Linked DNA regions of Mus musculus: region 1 is linked to region 2. Evidence: chromatin loops called from intact Hi-C (ENCODE). Cell type or tissue: left cerebral cortex. All regions are shown on one strand. Each heading gives the region's core, and the rest is flanking DNA. Links, peaks and the distances in the headings are about the cores only.

Region 1 (2,910 bases), core at 100-2,599, 51 kb after region 2:
GGTTCCTAGAACACTCTCCCATGAAGCTAACATTCTTAGGACTGCTGGGCACAATCTGAGCTCGGGACACAAGCTGAGATAAGGATGCTACTGCCACATAGCCACATACAGAGAGGGCTGTGGAAGAACACAGGTCTACCAGACAGGAGGGCTTACAAAGGACCGTCAATCAGCAGGAGGGGTGGGACTTAAACATCACCATAACAACCATCACATACTGGCTGGCTGGCTGGCTCTAGAAAGAGGATTTTTATAAATGATCTTAAAATCCTGTGGAGGCTGTTGTCGGTCTCTGCACTTTGCAGAGGAGGGAAGCAAGGCCGAGGAGTGAGAAGATGTGAGGAACAGCGCCGAGTGCAGCCCTGTCACGATCTGAAGAATGAGAGCCACATCCACAGGCGGCTGTGGGTGAACTGGAGGAGTCGTGACGTGACGTGGGTGCTCTCCAGCAGGGGAGGGATTCTTACAGCATCTTACAGCTGTGAGGCTGCTCTGACTGGTCCCTTGAGCCACACAATGAATGGGTCGGAAGTCTTTCCAGAGTGAACACTGGGCTGAGAAGCTGGCTTGCTGGGTTTATGAACGCAAACACTAAACTTATACTAAACCTTCTCCCAAAGTGTGAGAAGATTTTCGGGCTCCCAAGCATCAACACTAAACCTTTTTTTATTGCTTAACATCTACCCATTGTGTGTGTGTGTGTATGTGTGTGTGCACGCGTGTGTGCGCGTGTGTGTGCATGTGTGTGTGCACGTGTGTGTGTGCACGTGTCTGTGTGTGCATGTGTGTGTGCGCGTGTATGCGCGCGTGTGTGTGTGTATGTGTGTGTGTACGTGTGTGTGTGTGTGCACGTGTGTGTGTGTGTGTGCACGTGTGTGTGTGTGTGCACTTGTGTGTGTGGGTGCGCTAGTGTGTGTGCGCGCGCGTGTGTGCACGTGTGTGCACGTGTGTGCATGTGTGTGTGCACGTGTGTGTGCGCGTGTGTGCACACGTGTGTGTGCGCGCGTGTGTGTGCGCGTGTGTGTGTGCGTGTCTTCCACCATGTGAGTCCTGTAAACTGAGCTCAGATCACCAGGCTCGGCAGCAAGTGCCTTTACCCACTGAGCCTTTCGGAAGCTTTGCCATTGAGACCTATCTCCTCCCGCGCATCTCTGCCAGGCATCGAGATATCCGGCCTTGCTGACTGCATTTAGCATAGGAGAAATAAATTGAATTGATAAGCTTTATCGCGTTACAGCCTCTCTTCCACTTTTCAGGTTCATTTCCTCCATAACTCAGCTGACCTGCTGCCATGGGGTTGACCTACCAAATGTCATAAAGGAAAACTAATGTAATATAATAAAAAGCACTGTCCTTCACAATCCCTCTGTGTGCTTGACTCCAGAATGCGCCTGCTTGTTATTAACATGGAATCCAAAGCTATGGCCTCTTACATATGCCCATGGATACATACGTGTATGAGTTGAATTCTCATTAACGCCATCAATGAGTGCAGGATACCGTTCGGGAAATAATAGACTGGTTTATAGCTCTGAGGTTTTCTCTGGTTCACAGAATGTCATCACAAACACAGAAAGCCCTGTGCTTTCCGACCCCGCCAGCCCTCCTGTCTGCCTGCCACACACATCTAGATTTAACGCCAGTAGACACCTAGCAGCCCTGCCCATGAGAGTGGAGCCTGCAGTCCAGATGGGGTTTATGTTCCTGAGGCTCACACCCTTCCACGATGCTTGTGGGATGCAGCTCAAAGGAGTCGGTCTGAGACATAGCTCAGATGTCTGAGGATCCCTGGACCTTATTGGGTGTGCAAATTACAAATCCGGGAGGACCCACTGCACGGTGAACTATGAAGCTAGCCCCAGACTCATCTCACAGTTTTAGTCTGCTAGAGGGGAAGTGGGTGGCATCAATACATCATTCATACCAGAAGTATATGGGGCTAACCTGGGATAACATGAACCTCATCCCTTCCTTCCTAGGGGGAAACATGAGGGGATGTGACTGTCCACTCATTCAATGGAGTCACACACACACACACCCCCTACACCAGCTGGATGAGCCTGTGTGACAGGATCAGGTAGAAGAGTCACTCACTCAACAGAACAACTGTGTAGGAACTGTAGACAGTAAATGTCTCAGCAACATGGAGAAGGAGTCTTAGAAACATGTTCTTGCTTTTAGGGGACACCAAAGCTGATCGAGAGCCTAGCTAGGAAACCAGAGTCTGCTTCAAGGTCAGTTTCTTCTTTAGGACTCTCATAATGTCACCAAAGAGCACCAACCTAAGAGGGTGCGTCCTGGGTGTGCCTTCTCCCACCTCCCCCTCCCCCCCTCATAAAAGCAACCTTCTAAGCCGAGAAACTGAATTCAGGGCAGAAATGTTTTAATTCTTTAGTTTGCCAGATAGGTCTGTTTACCTCACAACTCTATTATTTTACTAATATTAAGTGAAAAAACAAAAACAAAACAATTGCTTCTAAATAAAACCAAACCATTGCCCCAGAGAGGGGGTGAAAAAAAAAATCACACTTCAGTTCTTTTCTTTTTCTGCTCAAAAATCACCTCCTAACCCAGGCCTTTCTTCCCGTGGAGAATTTCATCCTTTTGGAAGGATCTGGAAGTCAGGGGGAAGCTATGCTTTTATTCTGAATGAATGTCTGCTACCTGCAGGCCTGAAGACTGGTCCAAAGGAGACTTCCCTAAGTAGCTCCTGAGCCTGCAGTGATGCGGAAGATGTCTTAGAATCCCTTCTTCTTGTTGCCAATGACCACTGGTGATGGGCCTCTGTGTTCCATTTTCCTAATAAAGAACAGCAACCCCAGGGTTAACACTCAGGTTAGGGCAGTGTGACTTGAAGGAAGATGCATCTAGAAGGATCCTTGTAATACCAGGAGCTTTGTGTGTCATTTA
Region 2 (2,910 bases), core at 301-2,800:
GGAACAACTCAGAGATCTAGAAACTGACAGCACCCCTAACACACACACACAGAGACACACACACACACTTTACAGATTAAGAAACTGGGGCTCAGGGAGATTAAAAAGAGTACCCCGAATTCCCTTACCAGGGGCATCTGGCTTTACCAAGTCTTAACTGCTGTGTGACACAGTGTGGTTAACTGAGGTTAAGTAATTCATTTCCGGTTTCCAGATGAGGAAATCAAAGCCCCGGCCCCGGCACCGCCCCCGAGATCCTGAATTCCCTCTCAGGTGGTCTGGTCCTGCCAGTGACAGGAAGAGTTAGAGCCCGATGGAGTTAGAACCTGGGCTCCAATGCCCTCACCTTCAGTTAAACTGTGCTGTGGAAGACCTGTCATCGTGGCTGGGTGGCTGGTAGGAAGGGCACAGCGAGGGCTGTCACACCCCAGGTACTCATTCTTTTCCAGCCTGCACTTAGGCTCTTAGAGGGTCATGCACAGGCCCCAGCCCCAGTGCAGAGGGACTCTTCTTCCCTGAACCCCAGAGCCCTGGCTAGTTTTATATCAATTTGACACAAGCTAGAGTTGTCAGGGAAGGGGAGCCTCAAATGAGAAACTGCCTCTCTAAGACCCAGCCATAGGCAAGCCTGTAGGGCATTTTCTTAATTAGCGATTGATGCTGGAGGGACCAGCCTTTGTTCCTGGTGGTCCTGGGTTCTGTAAGAAAGCAGGCTGAGCAAGCCATGGGAAGCAAGGCAGTTAGCAGTGCCCTCCATGGCCTCTGCATCAGCTCCTGCCTCTAGGTTCCTGCTCTGCTTGATTTTCTGTCCTGATTTCCTTTGATGATGAACTGTGATATGGAAGCATAAGCTGAATAAACCCCTTCCTCCCCAAGTTGCTTTGGTTATGGCGTCTCATCATAGCAATAGTGACCCTAACTAAGACACATGTGTCTGGTCACATGCTGAGCTCACAGGACCCAGGAAAAAGCAGCTGTGTTCAGAACCTCAATACCTCATATTAGATTTTGAATGTGAAATGTCCACAGTAGGCTCCTGAATTTGGGTACTTGGTTCCCAGCTGGTGGTACTATTTTGGGGGGTGGGGTGTCTGTGGGAGTTTTAAGAGATGGGGCCTCACTGGAGGAAGCGAGTAGTTTTCAGAAGACAGGTCTCGAAGTGCAGTCTGGCAGGGTTTCCAGCCAAACTATCCCCGCTTTCTGTCTGACACCCAGATGTTATGAGCCAGTGGTACCTCCAGCCACCATGCCTTCGGTGGCCGCTTGATAGGCAGTATCTCCTAAATTATTAGAATAAATGAGAAAGGTACCTAATTCAATGCACACTGAAGAGTCCCTGCCAATGCCTAGCTAGGAAGCCAGCTAGGTTCCAGACACACAAGACACAGTCCCTTTCCTCTAGAGGGCTCTTTACCTCAAGAAGCCAGTGCAAATGACCCAGGGACACACCAGTAAGCAATGACAGTGATGTCACTTCAATGGCCACATGGTCCAGTACACAAAATTGATTCCAGACAGCGTAAGGAAATCAGAACACAGACTCCCTTTGGTTTTTTGTTTGTTTGTTTGTTTTTTTACCAATGACAGGTAGAAATGATATTTTGAGAGCCTTGGGCTGGATAAAACATCTGATTAAAATGTATTTCACCTGTTTGCTTTGTAGCTCTAGGCTAACAGAAAAATCTCCAGAGGAAGAAAAGCAGGAAGTGTTTCCCAATGGAGGGCGCTTCTGAATGAGCAGCAGGAGCAGCAGCAGCAGCAGCAGGAGCAGCAGCAGCAGCAGCAGCAGCAGCAGCAGCAGCAGCAGCAGCAGCAATAGCACATCACGCAAACAAGCCTGGCCTGCCTGCCAGGTGCCCAGAACTCTGTATGTTTTCAAACGTAAGTCTGAAAAAGCTAAAACCTTTGCATGTTTTTTTTCATTCCTATTTTATAAGCAAACTCTCCAGTGTTGAGAAACATGTAGCCGCTTGCCTGAGACCTCCAGTGCCCAGGGTGCGTCCAGGGAGGACGAGACCCCTCCCCTCATTCCCTCATTCCCCGCCACACACACATACAGAGCAGCACCCACAGAGCTTGACAAGAAGCCAGGCTCTGGTACACTTGGCCTCCATCTGAGGTCAAATTCCAATTGGCCCAGAAGCTGCCCGCGTTGTGCAATTTACAGAAAAATCAAATGATGAAGAGGCCTCTCCTAATTGAGGGTAATTCAGGAAATAACTCTTGGTAAATGGCAGCTTGTCCAGCTGTGTTACCGTTTGGCAATGGCTGAGGTCACTCCGCCATCCCAACGCTGCTTCTCCTACTGGAAATATGTCAGGTTCTGTTCGCACAGAGAGCCACAGAAAAATCCCAGTAGTTCCAATCACTTCCTCGCCATATTTCCATAGATCGTGTCAAAGAAGGGGGCGTTCCTGAATCTTCTGTGTCTGAAACAGAACAATGGCCTACAGAGGCAGCAAGAGTTAGCCACCAACTCACAGGTAGCACGCACCACCTCAAGAGGGAGGGGCTTCGTTAACTCCCCCATTCCCAAGGTGATCACAGAGGGGGCTTGTGGCAGACACACCTACAGGAGCTTTTCAAACTACGCCTCTGTGTCTGCTCACTGTCTAGGACCTGTGTGCAGTGGACGTGTTTGTACATAGACTGTTCACGGAGACAGAGGCATTCGTGGTCTTGGAAATGGGTGTCTCTAGCTCGAAAAAAAGCCTGAGATGCGACATAAATCAAAACAGACTGTGCGCTTAGTGAGTGACTCCTAACTCTGTCCTGATTTGAGTGTCCTCAGAGGCAGGAAGCCCCAGAGATGCCCGTCTGTGCACCCTGAGTTCTGAGTGCAGGTGTGCGCTGCTGTGCTCCACCTTCTACCGAGTTGGGGGGGGGGGGAGAGTGAACTCAGACCCTCCT

Evidence for each region. A loop is a pair of places that touch in the nucleus more often than their neighbours do. Peaks named below come from ENCODE experiments on the same cell type or tissue, not always from the same donor. Only the 100,000 strongest peaks of a DNase experiment are listed, where the experiment ranks them.
Region 1: a loop joins it to region 2, with 1.8 times the contacts of the local background. A loop is called at or near these places in 4 of 42 quality-filtered maps.

What each region holds. Positions count from the first base shown.
Region 1 is chr10:83,046,842-83,049,751 of GRCm38, reverse strand. All of the region lies in intron 1 of Chst11 (carbohydrate sulfotransferase 11), which reads right to left. Among named protein-coding and RNA genes, the nearest start is that of Chst11, 63 kb to the right of the region's middle. In left cerebral cortex, for the core only: no CTCF peak of the experiment used is centred there; DNase peaks (open chromatin) are centred at 348 and 1,645; H3K27ac peaks cover 611 bases.
Region 2 is chr10:83,098,392-83,101,301 of GRCm38, reverse strand. All of the region lies in intron 2 of Chst11 (carbohydrate sulfotransferase 11), which reads right to left. Among named protein-coding and RNA genes, the nearest start is that of Chst11, 110 kb to the right of the region's middle. In left cerebral cortex, for the core only: a CTCF peak has its summit at 1,406; a DNase peak (open chromatin) is centred at 1,407.